Regions from separate parts of the Homo sapiens genome. Here region 2 is linked to region 1. The links are chromatin loops, found by intact Hi-C in ENCODE. Cell type or tissue: heart right ventricle. All regions are shown on one strand.

Region 1 (5,000 bases):
TGGGAAGTAGATGGGATGGTGCCCTTAAAATACAAGGAGCGTTCAGCGTTAAGTGTTGATGAATATCACTCTAAAAATACTGAACAATTTTTGTCAGTGCAGTTTATTGAAAATGGGCCATATGAGTCTATACAGTCTGTTACAGTGGTATTAATTTTAAAAATTTGCATTCCTCCATCATCAGTGTTTTTTAAAAAACACTTTCAGGAATGATAAACATTCTTGATTCAGACTCTCTGCCAGCACTTCCTCATTTTAGCTTCTATGTCACTTTTCTCCCTGGGTTTTCTGGCAGGGAAAATTCTTCCTGGTACTTAGCAAAAATACAGTTGCATGAAGCTTACTTAGGGCCTTTGTTTTGTCATTTAAGAGACATATGTAGGACCCCCTCCTTGTGGGCTGCCATGATTGGGGACTCACCGTGAAAGGTGACCACACATGGCTCCTCCCTTAGCTTTGGTTCCTCTTGGTGTGATGTGATCAAGGTTATTGACACCCTAGTCTGTGCCACACTGTGAGCTCTGCGAATTCATCTTGTTCGCCACTCTGTTTTCCATGGCACCATGTTGCCCAAAGCATGGGAGGGACTTAATGCATATCTATTAAATGAATGAGGCATGGTCAGCGGGTGCAATTAGCTCTGTACAAACTTAGAATAAACAAGTCATTATTATGTGGACTCGAGCATATTGAATATCAAATCTTGCCTCTTGGAACACAACAAATACATTCCCAAAAAGCTGTCATAAATTGATGTGATCACATTCACATCTTTTATTGAAATATAAAGTGCTCGACATCAATTGCTGGTGAGGATGTGAAGCAATAAGAACTCTTGTTCATTGCTGGCAGGAATGCAAAACGGTAACAGCCACTTTGGAAGATGACTTGGCAGTTTCTTATGGGACTACACATACTCTTACCATATGATCCAGCAATTGAGCTCTTTTGTATTTACCCAAATGAGTTGAAAACGTATGTCCAAAACCTGCAAGCAAATGTTTATAGCAGACTTACTCACAATTGCCAAAACTTGGAAGCAACCAAAATATTATTTAATAGGTGAATGGATAGGCAAACGATGGTACTGCAGACAATGGAATGTTATTCGGTAATAAAAAGAAATGGCCTATCAAACTATGAGAAGACCTGGAGGAAATTCGAATGCAACCTGCTAAGTGAAAGAAGCCAATGTGAAAAGTCTACATGCTGCATGATTCCAACTATATGCCATTCTGGAGAAGGAAAAACTGTGGAGACAGAAAAAAGATCAGTGGTGTCCAGGGGTAGGGGAGAAGCAGAGACGAATAGAATAGAGCACAGGAAAGTTTTAGGGCAATGAAACTGCTTTGTATGATACTGTAATGTTGGACACATGTCAAAACCCACAGGAAGTACAACACCAAGAGTTAGCCCTAATGTAAACTATGGGCTTTAATTAATAATGATGGCTCATCAGTTGTAACATATGTGCTACATTAATGCAAGATGTGAAGAATATGGGAAATTGTGTGTGTGAGGTGGAGGTGGATGAGACAAGGTGATATATGGGGAGTTCTATTTTCTTCTCAATTTTTCTGTAAACTTAAAATCACTCCAAAATATAAAATTAATTAAAGAAAAGGTAAAGGGCTTTAGAAACAGCCTGTTTTGTTTTAACCACTGGATTTATTTAAAAAGTATTATTTATGTCTTAATGCAGAATTCATCCAGTTGTTTCTTTGTGAAGAAGAATATACAATTTTGTTTAAGGAAAGGACACCTCCTCCCCTCTGACTGCAAGGAGGTCCGGTTGTGACATTTTGGCATTAACATTCAGCATTCAAGTGAGTCACTTTGGCAGGCCACTCGACGTCTCCATGCCCAGGTTTCATCATCTGTAAAATTAGGATGATAATGCCTGAGGATGCTTAAAATCAGAGGCCTGCAGAGGGAGAACAGGGGCGCCTCAAGGCCCTTGAGCAATCTCCCAGGATGAGAGACCTCCTAGGGGGAGCTGCCTGGGCAAGGCATCTCCCTGCTGGCTGTGGCTTCTTCTCTGAAAAATGGTCATGTTGTTCTCTCCAGCCCTGGAGCTTTGTAATTCCTATTATGGTACTTAGCTTGGGAAATTGTCTATGAATCAAAAACGCAGCAAATTGGATATCAACCAGATGCAAGCTAGAAGGCCAGTATTCAGTTACTAAAAGTCAAAAGGTAGAGGGAAAAGTCCGGGAAGCAAATAGGATAATTAATTTTAATGGTTTATATTTGATATTTGTTGGCTGTGTTCTAGGACAATTTTTTTTCCTCCCACCTTCCTTTACTTCCTCTCATAAACACTTCCCATGTCCTTCCACTCAACCACCCTTTTATGTTGCAGGATATGTGTATTATTTACTGGATCTCCAGTAAATAATATAAGGTACGGGGAGAGATGAGGTAGTATATTTAGTATTTCATAACTATGCATTATGGGAGAAATGACCTCTTATTAAACGAATGTATTGCACTAGCTTAGAGAAACAAATAGAACATGGCTTCAGGGTCTGTCCTCAAAATAGGTCTAGGCAAGCTCCCAAGTTCAAGTGGGAAGTAACACTTCCCCTAGGATCATGTTGCTCACCTTCAAGTAGGAATAAATTAAACTCTATGAGATAATTGAGTTATTATTTCAAATATTCTCTGAAAACAAAGGTCTGGGAGATAAACTTTTGGGAGAGCCTGCTTAAACGTTGAACTGGCCCCTGCAGTATGAATTTGTCAGGCATGGGTAGAGGTCAGAGTGTGTGTTTTGGCATAGAGATAGAATAAAGTCCCTGGCATGTTGACAATGTGATGCCCAGCTCAAGTGAGTGAGCTGGCAGGCGTCCTAGGCTCACGCTAGGAACTCCACATAGCTTAGGCCTGGATGACAAAGGGTAATTTATGTCACGCAAGAAACCAATGTCTCATATGGGAGTTCTCCAAGATATTTCCTCTGGAACACAAGTTCCAGGCGACACTCAGTGGAAATCAAGGGTTCCATGGTCAAACGTATTTGAGAAGTGATTCTTGCTCCTTCATTATAGTTGCATGACATCTATTAGTGTATAATTCTCAGATGTCTTGCAGTAAAGGAATCTGCTTAACTTTGTTGAAGCTGAAGCTGGCACTTCCCAAGCACTTGTTATTTGAAGGTAGTATATATACCTTTTGTTTGATGTAAATCATCCATGATTTTCTGGACTAGTGAATTTCCCTGAAGTAGCTTTTGGGGCACTTCTCCACTTCATGGGGCCATCTAAGGTTTGGCAAAGAGAGTCATGCTCAGACCTCTATTTTAGAGATTCTGTTGGCAGGTGGAGGATGTACTAGGTGAAGGACATGTATCAGGATGCCATTATAAGAATAAAAGGCAATGACAACAAATCATGAGGATGCTGGGTGTGTTTTCAGCATCCTAGGCCAGGAGTTAGCAAACTATGGCCCATGGGCCAAATGTGGTTGGCCCCCCACCTTTTTTTGTAAATAATGTTTATTGGAACGCAGCCATACCTTTTCTTTTATGTATCATCTTTGCACTGAAACTGCAGAGTTGGCCAGCAAAGCCAAAAATATTTACCATTTGGCTTTTTATAGAAATATTTGCTGACCCCTGCTCCAGGTAGTTGGTGGATTGATTTCGGTCAGGCCAGAGTAAGAGAATTATCTGTGTTTTTCAGTTCCAGTTTCTTCAAACAGATGAATGAAAAACTATATATGCAAACAAAATTGCAAATACTAAATTCTAGGAATCAATTCTGACTTGAATTTTTAATAAAAGTGACAGAGACTGGGATTGTCAATCTGCCTTTTCAGCTCTGAACATTGCAGAGAACTGAAGACCTGTTTTCATTCCTGGTAGGCTCTGTTATCCCTCTTGTGGCAGGACTCAGGCTGCAGGGGTATCGAGAGGCCACCTTGTCCTGAGTTTTGGGCACTTAAGCTATCAATCGTTACCTTTGGTCTGACCCTGGGCTGTGTCACGACCCAGTAGGAATCTGGCTGTAGTTCTTGGCTCCTCTGTGCTCAGTTTCCTCTAGGCATGTTGATACTGGCAGATGCTGTCTGCCCTGTCCCTTGGAGAGTAACTTTCTACACATATTTCTTGGGGCACATGTATTTATATATCATTCATAATGTAAAGTCTTGTGATGATAAAATATGTGCCCTGAAAAGTAGAGAGGGGCCATTCAACCCCATCACTCCCAGAAGACAGATTTATATGGTCCAATCAAGACCTGGGCTGCCTAACACCCAGAATGTGTTTTATTTGGTTTTTCTATGTCTCATCCATATGGCTTTAAAAAATTCGAAAATGTAGCGTTTCAATGGTGTTAGAGTGTTTGAGAGTCTATATAGTAAAAATTTCAAAAAAGAAGAAGACCTTAAGAATGGTTAATATTTGTCACTGCATTTTTGGTAGCAAGTGTTAAAAAATTCCATATTTTCAGATAGCTGCACACAAAACATAAAAATGTAATGTTTCTTAGCTGTGAAACATGCCAGTGAAAATGTTTACCATAATCATGAGTTGACTGTTGTTTTTATGGAAGGTTAAGTACCAAGCAAAGAATTCCACAGCATACCAGATAGGTGGTCATAAATGGAGTGGGCAGGTTGGTGTGGAACCTGTCAAGTGGGTTGAAGACACTGCATACCTGACTAGGAGCTCTGGGTATCATGCCCAGGTCAAACAAAGCAGGCTAGGCTGGTGGGCTGTGTCCCCTAACATTGCCAGCATGATCTGTCTGGTTTTTGATTCTCATTGCAAAGGAAGTATCTAAGAATGACGAATTTTAGGCCCAGTTCAGCTTCTCAGGTTTTGCTTTTGAGCATATCCACTTTAGTTTTTTCATTTGAGGATCAGAAAATACCATTTACTTTGTGATTTCATGATGGGCAGATACCTGCATTACAATCAGCGACATCCCATGATGTTTGCAAAACTTCATTTTTTAAACAGTGTGAGGCACCTATTGCAGCTAAAGAAAGCTTTA
Region 2 (5,000 bases), 240 kb before region 1:
TAGGCACAACAATAGTATGGGTGTCACAGGTACTTTTTCTTCATACACAGTATTGTTTTTCCCTTGTCAAAGTGTATAATTGTGCATTTACCATTATGGTTTTTGCAGTAAAGCCTGTCCTCTTCGTAGTGTATAAACTCGGTGAGGGCAGAGAGCCTGCTTTGTTCACTACTGGCTTCCCAGCATGTCCTACTGTACCTATCAATAGAGGCTGATTGACAGTTATTGACTACATGAATGAGTGAAGGCATGAAGGGCGTCATCATATAGATACCATGTGGGAAACGGATGGTCTTACTAAGAGCTAGCATGCACTCACTCACTGGTTCATTCACTATGCTTTCATTTAGGAAGAACGATCCCGCGTTCTGATAGGAAAACACATTTTCTTCTAACCCCCAATTTGAGGGTCAACTCCTGGGACCCCTTGCCTCGGGGGTCAGGCCGCGCTTGGCTCGGTTTGGAAAGGGCTGGCACGCTTCCTCAGGCGGAGGGTATGCACAGAAGCGGAGAATTCATTATAACCGGTTAGTCATCCGTAGAGGCTGTAGACACTGCCCGCGGGCGGGGCGCACCTGGCGCTCCTGGAGAGGGGCCTGTTCCTTGCGTTGCCCCCCAAGGTGGGAGCGCGACCTGCCAGAGCCCAGGGGAGCTCGGGTCTGCCCGCACTCGGGAAAAGCACTAAGAGCCTCTCGGTAGCAGTCCTTCTCCCTCGCTGCCAACTCTGAGATCAAGCCCAACATCTGCAGGGGTAACTTTTTCCAGGGACTACTGGAAAGGAGAGCCGGCCTGGCTCCTAGCCGGACACCACCTGGCGGAAGCTGGAGCCCGCCCTTACTTCCCTGCAACCTGAGGATGCTGAGGCCAAGGGCGGGTGACGGGGCAGAAAGCAAAGCCCTGGTTGCAGAAAGGCATGCAAATATGAACCCAGGTGTCTGGTGCGCCGGGAGCCCCGGCGACGTTAGGAGCGCACTCCTTGCTGGGGTCACCGGAGTTGCGCTTGGCCGGGCAAGGATGACTCAGCCTCACTCCGGTCGGTCTTTACCGCCAGCCTGCGCGAGGGCTCCACAAAGTTCCCAATCACACCCCATACCTCGCACGGGGGAGAGGGGTTCTGCAAGCTGGGTCCCGGGGTGGGGGCAGCGGCGAGAGAGGCGGGGAGAAGCCTGGTTCCCAGAACGCGCAGGGGCTTCTCCGGCTTCCTTTCTCCTCGCCCCTGAGGGCGGCGAGAAGGCGCCTCCTCCGGCGCTCACTGCCTCCTGCCCAGTGCGGTGGGCGCCGGAGTGGGGAGCAGGCAATCCCCCAGGCTCGGAGAAATCTTTTATCCCGAAATCCAGGGTGTCCCCCGGTCAGGATCGACTCGGCGCCGCGTTGGCTTCCTCGCTCAACCCTGACATCCCGGTCCCCACCAGTCACCGCAGCCGGGCGGACTCCGAAGGCAGCGGCCGCTGGGGAGCCCCGGGGCCTGGGTCGGGCGCGCAGGGGGCCGCTGCGCTGCGGCCGGATGCCGGGAGCCCCGCGCTGGTGCGCCCAAGCCGTGGTGGCAGCACCGCCCTCCGTGCTTTCCCCTGTCGGGCGCCGCGGCCGGAGGAGCAGCTGCGGGCGGTCACGCAGCGCTGCCCTAGCCAGAGCCCCGAGCTCCCACCCAGTCCCATCCCCAGCCCGATCCGCCCCGCGTGCGATCCCGCCTGCCGCCGCGAGCCTGTGCTCCTTTCTGAGATTTCTGCTTCTTCCCCAGCTCCCTCCCCGCAGGAGAATCGCGCGGCGGGGGCGGAGGGCGCGCCCCCTTTAGGTTCCGCGGCCCCCGACCCCGCCCGGCCCAGGGGCGGAGCGGGCATGCTACGCCCTCTCCTAGCAGCCGCCCGCAAAGTGCGGAGCGCCGCGCCCTGCCCTCGGCTTCCCTCCCGCGCCCCCAACCCCCACCCTGGCTAGGGTCGCCCGGCCCGGGGCCAGCCCCAGAGTCGCGCCCGCGGTGGCGGACTGCGGAGTTGTAAAGAACTCAGCGGCCGCAGTAGCCCGGGTGGGGCAGGGCGCGCTCCGCCGCGGCCAAGGACACTGGAGTTTCCGAGTCCCCGCCCGCGCGGCGCCTCCTGCCCCGCCGCCCTCCCGCCGCGGCCCGCCGGACTCCCCGGGGCCGCCGAGGCGGGGCCGGGCGGCTGCTGCTGCTAGAGGCGCGTCTCGCTGCCTCCTCCCCCGCCCGCCTCCCTCCCCACCTCTCCTCCCTCCCTCCCCACCTCTCCTCCCTCCCTCTCCTCTCCGCCCTCCCCGCCCCCCCCACCCGCTCCTTTTTCTGCTCCCCAAGTGAGCCGGGCGCGCGAGAGGCAGGCGGGGCGGCGCGGAGCGGAGCAGGCAGCCCCGCGCGCTCGCCCACCGCCCGCTCCGCGCAGCTCCCCGCGGCCGCTCTCGTCGCCGCCGCAGCGGGCGCGTCGGAGGGAGCCCAGCATGGCCGGGCCGGGCTCGCCGCGCCGCGCGTCCCGGGGGGCCTCGGCGCTTCTCGCTGCCGCGCTTCTCTACGCCGCGCTGGGGGACGTGGTGCGCTCGGAGCAGCAGATACCGCTCTCCGTGTAAGTGCCGGCTCCTGCGCCGCCCGGGGAGGGGACCTTGCCGCCTGCGACCCACTGTGCCCAAGTTTGGGCGCCTGCAGGTGCGGCTGGGCAGGACCCGCCGCGGGCGTCGGCCTCGCCGCTCGCACCTGCCTTTCGGGACCCGCGTCGGGCGGCGAGGCCGGGGTGGGATGCTCTGGCCCCTGCCCGCAGGTTGCCGAGTGAGATCTGGAGAGGCTCACCTCAAGTGACGGCACCAACTTTGGAGCCTGGTTACCGAATCCAACTTCCATGGGCCGCTGAATTTCCCCCCTCTTTGCTCTACTGCCGCCCCACTTCTTTTTTTGGGGGGGGGATGGGTGGATTTCTTCTGACTGCTATTTGCCAGGTGATGCCCAGTTTGGGGGGTCGAGTCCTCGGGCAGTGGTTCGAATGAAACTCAGTGGTCTTTTTAGAGAGCCTGGGAGACTTTGCGCATTCTTAACTCCGCGACCCCCCTCGGGCCCCCTCCCGCGCTGCGCTTTGCAGTTTTGGTGCTGGCAGTTTCTACCAAGCCGCTTTTTCTATCTTTTCTTCTTTTAAAACATGTTACATCGCACTGCTCCTTCAGCCATAGTCCCATGTGTGCGTGTGCGTGTGCGTGCGTGTTGACTGTGACACGGGTGTTACATATCTTCCTGTGCCCCTTCTCCCTGTAGGGTGAAGCTCTGGGCCTCGGCTTTTGGTGGGGAGATAAAATCCATTGCTGCTAAGTACTCCGGTTCCCAGCTTCTGCAAAAGGTAAGGTTTCTGTGGTGGCAGGAAGCGATGATTTTTCCGGCACAGAAAATGGAGGCAGATTTAGTTTTCCAAACAAACGTGAGCCCCGAGCAGCATCAGTTATCGGAGGACTCTCTGATCCCCGGGTTTCTTGGCATTGTACTATGCAGTGACTTCTTCCTACCAACCGGTTATTTTTAGATGACACTTGATTCTAACCACAAAGAAAAGCAGGATACTCACTCGCACTGTCCTGGCTGGGGCTCGGAAACTGAGTGTTTTTGCATGGCTCTCGTCTCCGTGTCGGTATTGCTGTTTCAGTGCCAGAGCAGATGCTCCTCGGGCCAAAAAATGCTAACTTCATCCAAGGGGCAGACTCAGTGCCTATTTTGTGATGCCTTTCACCTTGCGTTGGAGGCGTGGGGTTCAGTGTATCAGAGAAAGACGCTGCACTATTGTTTGTCATCCCTGCAGTTGTACAATCCCATTATTCCCCAATCATCTAGACCCAGGGCTAGGATGCATTACATCATTGCAGATAAGGAGAATGAATGTGGTTATCTTTCCACTCAGCTGCACTGCCGGGTAATAACCTATGAGAGTAGTCCACAAACTTAAGAAATGGGTCTGCATCCATGTAATTCTGGAGAGTAATGAGAATGGAGAATTGATTATTAGGTTCTTATCACAAGCTGCATCAATTTTAATTCAAATAGGCAGCATTTTAAGCATAAGCTTAAAATTACATTGTGAGATAAATGGTCCTTCGTTCTCCCCTTCAGGAAATAAAGAAAAAAAAATGGGTCTGGGAGGAGAGATTAGAGGGGTTCAAAGAATTTCAAGTTAGCAGATCAACAGGATTAATCAAAGTATTCTCTTGATGATAGAAAATAAAATTGGCCTTTAGGGAATAATTCTCTGAAAATGGGTACAAACAGCTTAAATTGTTAAGTTAACTTTTAAACATTTTAAAATATGATTTTTGGGCCAATGTACCATATGTGTTATGCATGCTGCCTGGTAACCAAGTACGTATTTTATTTATGGCATTCCCCTTCAGAGAGTAGCATTTTTGGGGACAGTATATGAAACAGTTTGCCACATGAAATCCAAATATCGTAATAAAGCGTTGGCCCACCATGGAATGACAAAAGTTATTATGGTTTAAAAATCGCCAATAGCCTTATTCATTGAAACCTTATTCATTGAAAGATTGCTTGCTCAACTCTGTTGTTTGGGAAGGTGTTCTTGAATTATAGGCAGTTGGTAAACAGTTGAGGCTACGAAATGCCCTCGTGGAAGATGAGAATTTACATACCTGTGGCCCACCTCGGCACTTAAAGGAATTGCATAGGAATTGCCTCTTTCCCTAGTATTCTTTTAATCTGGACCAATCTGTCTCCTGCTTTGGCATTTTGCCCACTTGTCAGATGTTTGATGTGATGAATTCTGGACTGTAGCATTGCCTTTATATTTTTCTTATGCTTTTAAAGAAGATAACATTTTGTATAACTTTAAAGAAGTATTTCTCATCTGCACGTTGTAGTTGTAGCAACTCTAAAAGAATCCCTTCAGAGCCTGTTAATATTTTTTGGTTGTGCTTTCATATCTTTTATCCCACATTTTCTAGGAACACATTAAATATGTTTTTTTCTTTCTCTTTGAAGTTACACACACACACACACACACACACACACA

Evidence for each region. Hi-C counts contacts between places; a loop is a spot of excess contacts. Peaks named below come from ENCODE experiments on the same cell type or tissue, not always from the same donor. Only the 100,000 strongest peaks of a DNase experiment are listed, where the experiment ranks them.
Region 2: a loop joins it to region 1, with 12 times the contacts of the local background. A loop is called at or near these places in 3 of 110 quality-filtered maps.

The regions. Positions count from the first base shown.
Region 1 is chr3:54,356,620-54,361,619 of GRCh38, forward strand. The region is part of intron 3 of CACNA2D3 (calcium voltage-gated channel auxiliary subunit alpha2delta 3); the gene reads left to right. Among named protein-coding and RNA genes, the nearest start is that of CACNA2D3, 240 kb to the left of the region's middle. In heart right ventricle, no CTCF peak of the experiment used is centred here; a DNase peak (open chromatin) is centred at 2,852; H3K27ac peaks cover 3,432 bases.
Region 2 is chr3:54,120,272-54,125,271 of GRCh38, forward strand. CACNA2D3 (calcium voltage-gated channel auxiliary subunit alpha2delta 3) reads left to right here and starts at 2,281. Exons shown (of 38, transcript NM_018398.3): 1 at 2,281-2,564; 2 at 3,242-3,323. The coding sequence starts at 2,443. LOC124909381 (a long non-coding RNA gene) reads right to left here and starts at 3,171. Exons shown (of 2, transcript XR_007095914.1): 1 at 2,786-3,171. RefSeq lists a silencer at 1,038-1,087. In heart right ventricle, no CTCF peak of the experiment used is centred here; DNase peaks (open chromatin) are centred at 1,684, 2,040 and 3,553; H3K4me3 peaks cover 3,541 bases; H3K27ac peaks cover 2,326 bases; H3K27me3 peaks cover 1,915 bases.